Linked DNA regions of Homo sapiens: region 2 is linked to region 1. The links are chromatin contacts, found by Hi-C or POLR2A ChIA-PET in ENCODE. All regions are on one chromosome and are shown on one strand. Each heading gives the region's core, a stretch centred on a gene start or an enhancer-like site at or near the end of the contact. The rest is flanking DNA. Distances are from core to core; before and after follow the strand shown. Region 1 holds the start of KLF3 (KLF transcription factor 3). Region 2 holds the start of UBE2K (ubiquitin conjugating enzyme E2 K).

Region 1 (6,974 bases), core at 1,465-3,964:
GGGACTGACACGATCAGGCTTGCATTTTGGAAAGGGCACTCTTACTCCCGTGCTCCAATGCCTTTTTCATGCTTCAGCCCATACTACAAACAGGATGACAGGATGACCAACAAGACATGGTGGCAACAGGCTGGGCCAGCATAGTGGCCAGAGAGTGGGTAGTGACCAAGGAGGTCCAGGACTCAGTGAAACATGGGCTATGCCCTGCTAGCGAGAAGAAAGGCTTAGGTGCTTCTGTTGGGGTTTTGTTTTTTTTTTGTTTTGTTTTGGTTTTTTTTTTTTTTTTGACAGAGTCTCACTCTGTTCAGTGGTGACATGATCTCAGCTCACTACAACCTCCACCTCTTGAATTCAAGCAATCACCCTGTCTCAGCCTCCCTACATAGCTAGGATTACAGGCGTGCGCCGCCATGCCTAATTTTTGTAATTTCCGTAGAGACGATGTTTCGCCAACTTGGCCAGACTGGTCTCGAACTCCTGGCCTCAAGTGATCCACCCAACTCGGCCTCCCAAAGTGCTGGGATTACAGGCGTGAGCGACCGCGCCCCACCCTGTTGGGCACTTTGAAGAATGATGGTGTCCTTCACTGAGCTACCCAGCACTAGATAGATTCATTTCCGACAAGTTGCATTTGAGCAGCTTCCCACAGGGCACCGAACACAGTGTTCACTAATTAACTGTTTAAAATGGCTTTTCTTCTCCTTTGCCGCCTGCCCCTTCCATATCAAAACCACTCCCTTCTTATCTTGGGTCACACTTTTCTCCGACAGGCCTATTTCGCTCTTCCCCTTTGCGTCCACACCCACATGAACAAGGTAAAAAACATGGTTTATGTGCTTCAAGTTCTCGTCACTGTGTCCCTGGAGAAAAAAACGTACTTTTTTGAGCACCTACTATGAGCCAGTTTCACCAGCCATTCCTAGCACGGTGTTCCGCTAATGCAAACCTTAAGGCAGCCAATCAGCCATTTAATGATGTCAGTGATCAATAAATGGCAATTAGTAATTGACACGAATCCAACTCTTTTTTTTTCTGGAATGTCTTTTATTCATTATGAAGAAAAAAAAAACTCACACCCTTTACATTTTAAAGATGAAGCTTATGGGACAGCACGACGTCCCATGAGCCGGCGTCGGTTCTGGGTATCCTCCACGTGGCCTTTCCTGGACTTGCGTTATTTAAAATATGCGATTTCACTACTTGAGGTTACCGAGTACTAATTTTACAATACTGTGTAGCTACATGAAGCGGCTCGAAATATACTATTATCACTCCGTTTTAAGCAGCACGATGTCTGGATGAAGCATCAAAGCGAGATGGGTCAACTTAAAGGGCCTTTAAAACATCTTGAAGCAATAATAAGCCATACACTGAAGCAGGGGCGGTTTTAAACATTACACAGAACTTAAAACAATCGAACGAATTCGTCCTTTGTTCTTTTTATTACATTAATTATTACATTAATACTGTTTAAAAAGAAACTCAAAAGGCATTAAACTTAGGTACCAATCTACACAAAGTCCTCGAAGGGGCCTGGCTTGGACCGAACGCGCTTTTGTGCCGCCCCGCTCGCTCGCAGCACCCTGAAGGCCACTGAGCTTAGGGCGCTAGGTCCCTAGAAGCGACTTGAAATGAGGGGGTCGCCAGGCCAGGCCCTCGCTCTGCAGGGGAGGATCCGACCAAAGTTTGCCAAGTTTCCAGGCAAGCCCAACTGCGCAAATGCCGCTTTTTAGCTCCAGCGGCAGGCCTGGCCCGTGGGAGTTTTGCCCCAGGGGTCTCCGGGCCTTCAAAGAAAAGTCCCACGAGGTGGGGGGCGCCGCCTGGGCCGCCGGCCAGGGGGACCCGTCGCCCCAGGGCACAAAGAAAGAGCGCGCCTACAGGGTGTCCCCTGACCCCGGCGACTCGGGGCCAGGGAGGCTCGGCGCGCCCCAGCGGCCGCTCTTCCCCTCCCGAACCCGCCCGGCCCACTCGCTCCTGCACCGCGGCCGCCTCGGCTCGGCTTTTCTCTTGCAGTGAGCTGAGTGCGCTCAGCCGAGGAGGGGCCGCGCCGCGCCGCGCCGGCCGCGGGGCCCAGCCCTTCCCGCCGCGCCCGGGGCCGCCCTTCCCGCTGGAGCCGGCTGATCGATGGCCCTGGCAGCCCGCGCCCCCCGCCTCGGCTCGCCCGCGAGCCCGGCTGTGTGTTTTGGAAGCAGCGCAGCGGGCCGCAGCCGTGTGACGCCCGGAGCGGGCAGCGCCGCCCTTCCTTCCCCCCGGGCTCGGGCGGCGGCGCGGCGGCTGGGCCGGGCGGGAGGGCTGGCGGGGCGCGGACTCCGGGGAGGAGGGCGCGGGGAGGGGACGCGGGCGGGGACGCGGGCGGGGGGCGGAGGCCGCGCCGCGCACGCCCAGCCCCACGGCCGCGCCGCGCCTCGTGGGACAGGTTGGGCCGGCGGGGCGGCGCCCGGCTCCGGGGAATAATGAGTGTCTGTCAGGCCGTCCCCGGGTGACTGGGCGGGGCGGGGCGGAGGCGGCGCGGGAGGCGGGGGTGGCGGGGGAAGGGCGCAGGGCGGGGTGCGTGTTTGCGCGAGTGACTCGGCCGACCCCTCCGGCGGCTGCCTCCACCCAAGTGGGTGGGGACCCGCCCAGCCCGGGCGGCCGCGGCGGCTCCCTCTCCCCTCCCTGACCCTCCCACCCCGGGTCCCAGCCTCTACTTACCCCGCCAGCCCCGGGAGGCTCGCAGAGCGAGCGGCGCCGGCGTCATGTGACTGCCCGGAGTTGGTGCCAGGAGCCAGAGGGGAGCCAGGAGCGGAGCCGCGCGGAGCCGGGGCCCGAGCCGGAGCGCAGCGAGAGCGCCCGCCGCACGCGCGCCCGTCCCCGTCCCCTGCGGCCGCCAACGCCGCCCGGACTGGAGCCCTGACATTGCTGCGCTCGGGGGGCTCCAGGCAGCCCGTATCGGGGCCTTTATTTCTCGTCGGCGGCGCCCTGCACCGCGCCTCGCAAAGTAAGTCCCGTCTCCCTCACCTCTGCTCCGCACCCTGGTCCCTGCCGCCCCCCTCCTCGGCCAGTCTGGTTTCATTTTTTCTCCTGGAGGGGGCCGCGGGGAATGGGTCGGGGGTGCAGCGCTGGTGTTGGGGGGGGCGCCTGCGGGCTTGGGAAAGTGTGGCGGCTACACTTAGCCGGGGTGGGGGCGGAGAGCAAGCAAGGAGGAGGGGGTCACGGGTTCGCGGTGAAAAGTGAGGGGTTGAGGCGAGGCACCGTGCGGACCCCGGGTGCGGGGGAGCGGGGCTGGCAGCGCCCGCCGCCGTCCCGGGCAGGGCGCGGGCGGGGGCTCACCTGTGTGGTCCCCGGCCTCCTCCCGCCCGCTCACGATTCCCTCCAAAGCCCCAGAAATCTCCGTGCTCTCCGCGTGTGGCAACGTTGTTTGGAGAAAGGTAGCGCCGCGGCCGCGCGCTCCTGCTCCTCCCCCTCCCGGTGCCCCCCCACCACCACCACAACCCAGGCTCCCGCGTCCTTCCCCTCCCCTCCCTCCGCCCGCGCCCCCCGCCGCCCCCCTCCCAGGACACGGCGCGCGGCCGCTCGCCCGCCACAGCAAACTTGGAGCAGTCTCCCGGCCCTCTGGAAAGAAACTTAGGGCAATTGGGATTGGAGGCAGCATCCCATTCTCGGTTCTGGAGCCCAGGAGCTGCCAGGGCGTCTGGATCCTCCGGGGCAGGAGAAATGAGCTGGTCGGGTTTGGAGAGTCTTCCTGGGGGCATGGAGAGAACCTGCCGCAGTGCCTGGAGCAAGGATTGCAGCGTGGCTGAAGGCGGAAGACGCCTTAGGCAACTGCCTGCAGCCGAGCCTGATGGGGACCCAGGGACAGATCCCTGGATCAGGACCCATGGGACCTACCTAACATTTCCAAGTGGCTTTCTTAGAGATGGCAGATGAGATCTGGAATTGTCATATTCATTTTTTTGGGCAGATAGCTACTGACAAGGAGAAGCACTTTTCTGGTTTAAATTTTATAGCAGTATACAATAATACTAGAAGAATGTGAATGAGACTTATTTTTAATAAGTCAAGTTAAACGGAAATTGGAAATTGCTCACCTTCTTGTATTTCACTAAAATAAACATTTTACACTTAACCACTGAATTTCTTACTCAGAATTTATGTTTCCATTAATATCACCCAAGACATTTTAAATATATTGATTATATTCTCACAAGAGTCTGGTATATGGGAAAAAGTATGAAGTGGTATTCTGACAAGTACCTGAAATGTGCCAGCAAAATCAAGTGGGGAATAGGCCAGTTGTTCATTATAGGTTTTTCCACACAGCAGTTTTGTGCTATCCTTTTCTGTACGAATTTGAGGAGCATTTTTATAAGAGAAATTCATCTGGATGATCTGCCTCACCCTAGGGAAGAAGACTTGCTTTTAGGGGAAAAAACAATCTGCTAGCATTAATATCTACAAATTTTTTGGAGTTAGTAATAGTGTTTAAGGAAAGTGTCCACGAGTGATTTCTTCTGGTTTGAAAAGAGGTATGTTAGTTGACCTTAGGCTGTTAATAGAAACCTGAAATTAGATGTTCGATTAAATTAAACTCCCTAGAGAAACTGGTATCTTCATTTCTGCAGTCAGTGGGCTTTGCTGCAGAACTATTTATTAGAAGAAAAAAACCTAATGTACTATCGGTAAGTTCAATGATGATACATTGTAAAGAACATTTAGCTTGCATGAAAGGGAATGCAAGTACAAAAATCTCAACATGGGAATAACAAAGAAAAGTAACTGCTTAGACCACAAAACCTTGTCAGGTACAAAACGACAACAGAGTTTTGCAGAAAGCTATTGTTTTATTCACTGCAAAGTTTCTAAATTAAAACCCAATCTTCTTGTTGCTATGGGCACAGTGATGCTCTTTTTTTCCTTTTTTTTTCTTTTTTTTTTTCCTTACCTGTACTTAGTCTGCACACACCACATTCTTAAATCTCTGATAACGTAAGCTTGAGTTAAACAGTCCTGGCTAACAAAGTAAAGAGAAATAATGGGAAAGGAACTGTGAATGGATTTTACTATCTTAAAAATAACCCAAAGGGAAAATAGACATTTTAGAATGACTTCTAGAAATTAGTACTCTGGTGTACAGATTGCATAATAATTTTTAGATAAATGTCAGGAACAGAATCACATTCTTAAAAGGCGAATTTCTATAAACGTGTGTATATGTTGAACAGATGAGCAGCTCTGCAAAGATGTGTATAACTGCATTTGAAAAAGACAGTGAAAATTTTGGGTTACTGTAGATGTCCCACAGTCTGTCTTGGAATTTAGTTCTGTGACTAAAGGAGGCTTACAGTTGCTCCAATTTTGGTTCTGTGGGGTACCCCAATTGTAATCTGAATTCCTAACAGCAGTGCTCTATCTTTTTTCCTCTTGATGCACTGAGGCTGAACCATAATCATTACCCTAACTCGGAATTTGATCTGAGCTAGGGACTAGCCATTGGAATGGGGCAGAAAGGGACAAAAGAAATCAGGAGGGAGGCTAGTGTTCATTAGGAAGGTCTCTGCTGCTTGAATATGATAAAATCACATTTCACTTATGATGTTTACTGTATGTGGCAGCTCTTATTTGTAAATAGGGCAGGTCCCCTGTATAAAGCTGGTGTTATTATTCACACCCGTAGAACAAACACCTCCACCCCCCTGTTGTTGTCTTAAAAAACTCCAGCTGCTCATGAATATAGGGTCAGGGAGGGCCGGCTAAATGTTTCTCTGTGCTTTCTCTCCAGCACAGCCAGCAGAGCTGTTTCCTGTTCTTTGTTTCAAGGCTGGGGTTTGCGTCATACATTCCAAGTGGCATATGTGTGCTCTTTCCTGTTTCAGGCTGTTTTCTGGTAGATCAGTAGCCCAGACCAGGCTGAGGTCCCTGCCCCTAAACTCCGTATCCCCACCCATGGAGTTATCATGTCTCTACACACTTGATATTGCTTAAGACGCCTGTGTTATGTCATAATGAGAAGTCAGTTAACCTTTTTACGTACACCCTTTGCTCCACTGCATTTGTCTGGGTGAATAAATGCTTTTACCTTTTTAAATTTTTTATTGCTAGATTGTGATTTGGGGAAACGTGGGTCCATCCTGGCAAAGAAACCTAAAGGAGTTTTGTTTGTATTTGTTTGTAATTCTTGTGTTGAAGTGGTTAGGGCGTTTGTTTTAAGATAGGCATTTTGCCCTGAAGCTGTCAATTTTGGATCAGGATTAACACCTTACAGTTTAGAAGACCTAGCATTATCTGAAAGATGTGGCCCACCCTCGTTCACGTTTAACCCAGGCTGCTCCAGGTGGCTTCCGTGGATGGAGAATTTAAGCAATGTTGGCAGCCTGGCTTTAGTTTAAGTCTTGCTTATGTTTGGAAGGAGAAATCTTTAGAAAAATCATTGAAGCAAAGCCTAAGACATTGAGAAAATCCCGGGATTATTTCTTTTTAAGGACAAAGATTTAAATATCAGGATAATGTTTTAAGGACAAAGATTTCACTGTGCAATATTCTACACCTCATTTCCAACCCGTTTTTAAGAATTAAAAAGCTCAAAGGAGAACTGGCATTAACAAATTCATTTAATGCTAGATTGTTTGGAAAATTTTAATCTTCTATTTTGAAAACAAGAAGAATGCTCTTCTCATTTTTGTTTTACAATAATATTTTTCATTTTTTAAAAATATTCTATCAGTTGTGGGTTAATGAATTTCTAGGATAACTATTTAAGACCTGCCTTAATATTAGTTTTCTGTTGGTTCTTGAGAAACTAAGATTTAAGGAAATATTTGCTTGAAAAAGAAAAGTTTTGGAAAGTGCTTTTGTAAACTTACTTGGGGATTTTTTTTTTTTAATCAAAAGGAATCATCTACAGCATCTCTGTGGAATTAATTTAAAGAGTTGCTGAAGCAGCAAATCAGGCTCTCTTCTCCCCAAAATTGATGATAATGGTGCGTTTTAAATGTCAC
Region 2 (6,974 bases), core at 2,122-4,621, 1.0 Mb after region 1:
ATTCTCCTGCCTCAGTCTCCCGAGTAGCTGAGATTACAGGTGCCCGCCACTATGCCCAGTTAATGTTTTGTATTTTTAATAGAGACAGGGTTTCACCATGTTGGCCAGGCTGGTCTCCAACTCCTGACCTCAAGTGATCGGCCCACCTCAGCTTCCCAAAGTGCTGGGATTACAGGTGTGAGCCACCGTGACTGGCCTCGCATGGCGCTTCTTATTCACTTAAAATATATCCTGGAGATTGTTTCATATCAGTTAATATGCAGTTGTCTCATTAGAAGGACTACAGAATGAATTCCTAGAAGTGAAATTGCAGGAGCAGTGATTATGTGCATTTAAAGATTACCAAACCCTCTCCCTTGAAGAAATTACCAGACCCTTGTCCGGTGCAGTGGCTCACACCTTTAATCCCAGCTCTCAGGGAGGCAGAGGCGCGAGGATACCTTGAGCCCAGGAGTTTGAGACCTGCCTGGGCAGTATAGCGAGACCCCGTTCTCCACAGAAAGGGGGGAAAAAAGACAAAAAAAAAAAAAAAAAAAAAAAAGAAAGAAATTACCAGACCTTTTTTTGGAGAGGGGGAATTGTCTTTTTGTGGTTTTTCTCTTGAGACAGAGTCACCCTCTGTCACCCAGGCTGGAGTGCAGTGGTGTGATCTCCGCTCACTGCAACCTCCGCCTCCTGGGTTCAAGCGATTCTCCTGCCTCAACCTCCCAAGTAGTTGGGACTACAGCGCACGCCACCACACCCAGCTAAGTTTTTGTATTTTAGTAGAGTCGGGGGTCTCACCATGTTGCCCAGGCTGGTCTCGAATTCCTGAGCTCAAGCGATCCGCCCGCCTCGGCCTCCCAAAGTGCTGGGATTACAGACATAAATCAGGGCGCCCGGCCTGGACCCTTCTAACTGGTCCCCCTTTGAGTATTCCAAGTTTCTTCACATTCCAAGATTAGGATTGGACAGTGATAATGTAAAGTGCTCAAAAAGTTTTTGCACTCTTCAAAATAATTTTTTTAAGTCTACTGGCACAAATACATATAGCATTGCGTGATTTACATTACACCAATAATTCCTTGTACCATGACCTACGTATATGGTTGAGTCCTCTTAGGACCACTAGGGGGCTCTGCTAGAAGGGTTTATATAATTTATGTCAGCCCACTTAGGGGAAATGTTTTGAGATGATATTTTCGAATTCTGAACTCTTAAAACTTGAGAGAGATAATCTAATCCAGTTTTCTCGTTTCGTAGATGAGGAAATAAAAGCTGGCAAGAGAACTGCCATGGGAGAGAACTGGAATTTTAAAATCTCCTCTTGGTTCCTGGGGCGGGAGTTTAAGAAATTCTCTTTTGCCTTGTGCCCCCACTGATTCGCCTCCATTGGCTATTTCCATGTTTGCCACCACAATTTTAATTACTTTTGGTAAAACCATGTATTTGTGATATTTTTATAATAGATATTTTACTGATTGGCTAGGTGAAGAAAGTGCATGAAGTATAAACTTCTGAAATGACACCCTTATTACTTATTCCAAAATGTTCTATTCAAAATGCTTCTCAGTACCAAACCATTATTACTATGCACCTTAGAAACCACTTTCTTTTTTAAAAATTATTATCTTTAGAGACAGGATTTCACCATAGGGCCCAGGTTGGTCTCAAACTCCTGGGCTCAAGTGATCTGCTCCCCCTCGGCCTTCCAAAGTGCTGGGATTACAGGCGTGAGCCACCGCGCCCGACCAGAAACCACTTTCTTTTGTTTGTTTGTTTTTTGTTTTTTTTTGAGACGGAGTCTCGCTCCGTTGCCCAGACTGGAGTGCAGTGGCGCAATCTCGCTCGCTGCAAGCTCCGCCTCCCGGGTTCACGCCATTCTCCTGCCTCAGCCTCCCGAGTAGCTGGGACTACAGGCGCCCGCCACCACGCCCAGCTATTTTTTTTATATTTTTTTAGTAGAGACGGGGTTTCACCGTGTTAGCCAGGATGGTCTTGATCTCCTGACCTCGTGATCCGCCCGCCTCCGCCTCCCAAAGTGCTGGGATTACAGGCGTGAGCCACCGCACCTGGCCCAGAAACCACTTTCAAACTTACTTTCCACTTAAAATATTTTATACTTTTTGTTTTGTTTTGTTTTGTTTGAGACAGAATCTTGCACTGTGGCCCAGGCTGGAGTGCAGTGGCGCGATCTCGCTCACTGCAACCTCCGACCCCCAGGTTCAAGCGATGTTCCTGCCTCAGCCTCCAGAATAGCTGGGATTACAGGTGCCTGCCACCACACCTGGCTGATTTTTGTATTTTTAGTAGAGATGGGGTTTCACCATGTTGGCCAGACTGGTCTCGGACTCCTGACCTCAAGCGATCCGCCGCGCCAGCAAAAACGTTTTAGTCTTATCTGTACTCATTTACTCATTCAATATTTATTGAGTGCCTACTATCACCAGGCACCTTTGAGGCCTAGGTTTACAGAAATAAGGCTCCCCCTCCCCCACCCCGAGTCCCCTGAAGGGTACTGTAATTGTTTCCATTTCTCCAATTTTCACTTTAATATATGTGAATTTTCACATGCTTCATTCAGTTCAGTGGTTCTCATAATGTGGTCCCGGAACCAGCACCAACAGCAGCAGCAACTGGGAGACTTGTTAGAAGCGCAGTCTTAGGCCCACCCTACACTCTAGGGATGGGCATAGGAGTGTGTGTGTGTGTGTGTGTGTGTGTGTGTGAGAGAGAGAGAGAGAGAGAGAGAGAGATTGTGTGTGTGTGTCAAGCTCGGTATTAAATAGGTCAAAGAGCAACATCTGGCTTCTAAACCCACCCTCAGGCCTCTCCACCGAGTACCTGTCTCAAACCCAATCTGATCCAACAATAACCAGCCTTAATTCAATAATCTGTGCTACCTGAGATGATGGGAATAATCGTGGTACTATAAATGTTGCAGAACAAAAACGACTGCAGTAGATTTTCTGGGGCTACACCAACTGAAAATGGGCCGGACCGAGATCCGGGAGAGCGTTTTCCTGCGCTAGACACGGCGTTCAGCCTCCGGGTTCCGGGTCTAGCTGAGTCAGGGCGGCGTTCCAGCCGAGTGCGGCGTCGGAAACCCGTTCGGTTGCGCCCGAACCTTCGGTCAGAGGCCAGCGCTGGAAGCCCAGACCACAGCACCCGGGTTTAAACAGGAGCGGAGGCGCCGGGAAGGGCCGGGGGGGCCGGCTAGGGCCGGCCAGCTTGGAAGCCGCACCCTCGCGGCCCCAGACGCCGGCAGGGCGGAGCCACGCGGCCGCAGCCCCAGCCGAGACGCGAGCTCGTGGCTCGGGCGTATGGGGGCTCCAACGGGAGCGGCTGCGCCGCCCGGCCGGGTCAACGTCGTGCGCATGCGCCGACCCGGCGCCATTTTGGTGGCCGGGCGCGGAGGTGATTCCACACTGAGGCGAGCGCGGCGGCCGGGGTGGTAGTGGCAGTGTTCGTGTGCTCAGGTCTGAATCGCCGAGGGAGGAGGCGGTGGAGGAAGAGGTGGCGGCGGTGGCGGTGGTCGTAGCGGTGGCGGAGGAGGCGGGTACGAATCAGCTGCGGGCGGAGACATGGCCAACATCGCGGTGCAGCGAATCAAGCGGGAGTTCAAGGAGGTGCTGAAGAGCGAGGAGGTCAGAAATGAACTCCCGGATATCCCCCACCTCTGCCTGGGGCGGGAGGGTCCTCCCAGCTGCGACCCCGATATCCCCGGTAGTCCCTGGGTGGTCCTCCTTGCGGCCGCCCTTCTGCCTGTGAGGAAGCAGCAGTGTTCCCCTCCTCCTTCCGCCGCCTTCCCCTCCCCTCCCAGAGCGCTAGGATGGACGGTCTCGCGGGCGGGTGGTCTGGGGTGGAACATGGTTTGGGGAGGTGATGGACAGGGGGCAACTCCTCGGAGGGATGGAAGCTCACAAGAGAACCCGAGGCGGTGGCCGCAGCTGGAAATGTGGCTGTGGGGTGGGGAGGGAGCAGGCCGAGCCTGAGAAAACCCGGGAAGTGGGTTGGGGGAAGGGGAAAGGTGGTAACTGGATCCCAAGAGCAGTGCTGCTCGAAGGCCCACACTTTTGAGGGTATTCGGGGTTATTGCCTGTCAGGCCTTCACTGTTCTTTTCTTGGGGAAGGAGCAGTGAGTCCTTAGGTATTGATTAAAAAGGAAGGACATTCAGAGTTAGTCCTTCTTAGTTGGGTGTTAGGAGTCAAAGGGAGACATAATAGAATACTGTCTTATTTGGTGGCAGGGGTAAGGGAATTTTCACCTGAGTTAGCAAGTTAATTCCAAATAAGATAATTATCTCTTTTCCACTTAACCCCCAAATTCCTAGGCCTCATCTTTATTGACATCTCAATCTTTTGAGTGGGCAAAGGCAAGGTGTTTGGTGTATTAAAGACATGTAAATATTTTTAGTTAGGAAACAAATAATGGAATGTATGAGTAGCTTATTTCAAAATATTGTTTACAAGTTACAGATCAGAGAGACTGTCTTAAGACAGTGCCTCTGTGACTCGTGTTGTGCCACGAAACTTCATTATGATGTCCCTCATAGTTAACTTGATTCTTACTTTTGAAAAGCAGACCTATTAAAAATGTGAAATTTCACCAGATTAATACATTGTTTCATCTCCTTATTGAGATTTATCACGACTTAACAGATTTTCAAAAAAGTTGCCTCCCGTTGCTCTTAAGTCCTGCAGAATTTAGATACATTTGTACTACGTTTATTTATGTAAGATATTCACAGTGCTCTAGTAATTTGACTCAAAATTATGCAAGTATTAGTACAGTTTCTCATACCAAGATCAACAAGAATGCCAGATTGTCTTCCCCACATGAATTAAACAAAAAGTAATACAGAAAATGATTATTTTCAAGATTCACATACCATTATTGAATATATCATTGCTATTTGTGTTTTTCTTTTACAGTTAGTACTTTAATAGTGTCAATAATAATTTGTGAAATTCAGCATTCTAAGTATGTGATGAGTATACATGGAGAAAAAATTATTTAAAATTCAAAAATGACAACAGACTTATTGAAAGTAGTATATAAGTCATGGTCGGTTTTACAGAGCATGTGTATGAACTCTGACCTCTATGTTTGTTCATATGCCAAAACTCTGAATGGAAGGATGACTTTGTATTTTGTGGTACAATGCAGAAATAGAGTCATAAGTGTCTGTACTGATACAATGAAACAGCAATTTTAACTTATTTAATATGAAAATGTATTCCAGGTTAGTTGACATATATACTCCTAATGAAAGCAGTTGTTGTTGCCAACAACTGAAAACATTTCTTGTTTAATAAGGTTGTACAAGCCTGAAACTTAATAGACTTTTAATGCTTTATTTTCTGTTACTTACGGTAACAGAAACAGTAAGTTACTGCTCTGGTAATTAATGTGGTCTCTTTGCTTTTTATGAGCTGACTTTTCACCGTGGTATTCTTAGTACTAAGTTGAAGATTACCAGAAATACTTGTATTGCTCTCTAGTAATGCATATTAAAAAAACACTGCTCTTTATACGTAAGGGATGTTGAAGCCTTACTTCAGATAAGCATCAAAAGTGTTTCAGAAGAAGAAAACAGGAAATGCAAACAGACAGGTTTTTTGTTGTTTTTGTTGTTTGTTTGTTTTGTTTTGTTTTGTTTAGAACAGTACCTGTATAAATATGGAAGGAAACTTCTGGGAAAATAAGTTGGAAAGAACATTTAGGAAAGGGTCACATCATTTAATCTTGGAATAAATATAACCAATAAATAGCTTATTTTCACCAGTATTTTTTGATATTTTAGTAGCCCCAGTTCTATAAGTGTATTGTTATTTTCAACTCATTGAAGACTTGTAGTATAGTCCATGTGTTTCCTTTTTAAGGGTGTAAATACAGTCTTTTGAATGGCTGATCAAATAAATGTTTCATCATGTCACTTTTTTGGTAAATCAGCACTTTACCGAAGTTTATTTCATGTGTTTGTATGCTTGTGTTTACTAAGAACACTGGTTGATTTAAGGACTTTTTGGGGTGGCCTTATAAGAGCCTTTGTAAAGATAGCTGACGCTTACTGGATTCTGGTTATGAGAGATTATAAGTGGCCGTTCTTAGAGTGTGTTAAAATACAGCCAACAAGATAAATGTGAAAAAGCAAGGTGCAGAATAGTGTGGAAGAGGCCATTTGTGTCAAAAAGAAGGGCATGTGTGTATTTGCCTGTATGGGTAAAAGGTTTCATGAGAAATTGGTAAAATTGATTGCTTTCTGTGTAGAGAGTTGGGTGTCTGGGGTATAGATATTTTTTGAATTTTGTGTCATACAAATGTGATTTACTTAAAGGCATCATTTGGCCTCTTTCCCTTAAGACAGTGTTTGGAAATTTGTCAGATGTTTCTTTTTATTAATTAATATTTATTTTCTTTGTTTTAGATGTTTGTTTTTAAATATGAGTGTGAATTTTAAGTAGTTTTAAATAATATTCCAAAGTTGTTAGGCATGGAATATTGATGTAAAGTACATTTTATAATTAGTTATTTTATGAGTAGGATTACATAAGTAAATTATTAATTGTGAGGATATAAACCCATAATCAATGTTTTATTCATAAGTTTTATTATTTACTATTAGTTATTGCTGCTGTTAATAACTAGCTGCCATTTGTAGAATGGCTAGTTGTTCTTAGTATCATTTGTTTTTACGTTATTGCTAATTCTTAAGCACAGTTCTTTAGATGTCCTATTTCCTAGATGAGAAAATAGAGATTTAGAGAAGTTAAATTATTTGTCTGCAATCACAGAGCCTGGGATTTGGATCTAGGTCTGCTTGTGTTCATATTGTCCCACGCTGTCATGACTTGCTAAGGATAGGCATGCTTTTAATTAATTTAAAAAATCGAGCCTGGTTTGTATTACTGGTTAAAGGATTTAAACACAGTTTAATTTGCTAGTTTAAACTCATTGAAATAAGTGTTACCTATAATTAACTTTAAGATGT

What was found. Hi-C counts contacts between places; a loop is a spot of excess contacts on that map. ChIA-PET counts read pairs that join two places held with the same protein, here RNA polymerase II (POLR2A). Pooled maps may share reads with other maps.
Region 2: a map of gastrocnemius medialis shows a loop between it and region 1 (5-fold over the local background). The contact joins the promoter of UBE2K here to the promoter of KLF3 in region 1. A Hi-C loop is called at or near these places in 1 of 168 maps with a recorded cell type or tissue (gastrocnemius medialis) and 7 of 50 pooled maps. POLR2A ChIA-PET finds 5 or more read pairs at or near these places in 1 of 52 experiments (WTC11).

What each region holds. Positions count from the first base shown.
Region 1 is chr4:38,661,485-38,668,458 of GRCh38, forward strand. It overlaps KLF3 (KLF transcription factor 3), which reads left to right and starts at 2,715. Exons shown (of 6, transcript NM_016531.6): 1 at 2,715-2,977. KLF3-AS1 (KLF3 antisense RNA 1) reads right to left here and starts at 3,409. Exons shown (of 16, transcript NR_171644.1): 1 at 3,310-3,409. RefSeq lists enhancers at 583-904, 4,939-5,789, 5,790-6,639, 5,829-5,878, silencers at 1,616-2,135, 2,166-2,435, 2,446-3,045, 3,106-3,455 and a promoter at 2,175-2,977.
Region 2 is chr4:39,694,765-39,701,738 of GRCh38, forward strand. UBE2K (ubiquitin conjugating enzyme E2 K) reads left to right here and starts at 3,372. Exons shown (of 7, transcript NM_005339.5): 1 at 3,372-3,626. The coding sequence starts at 3,564. RefSeq lists an enhancer at 2,926-2,985 and a silencer at 3,066-3,355.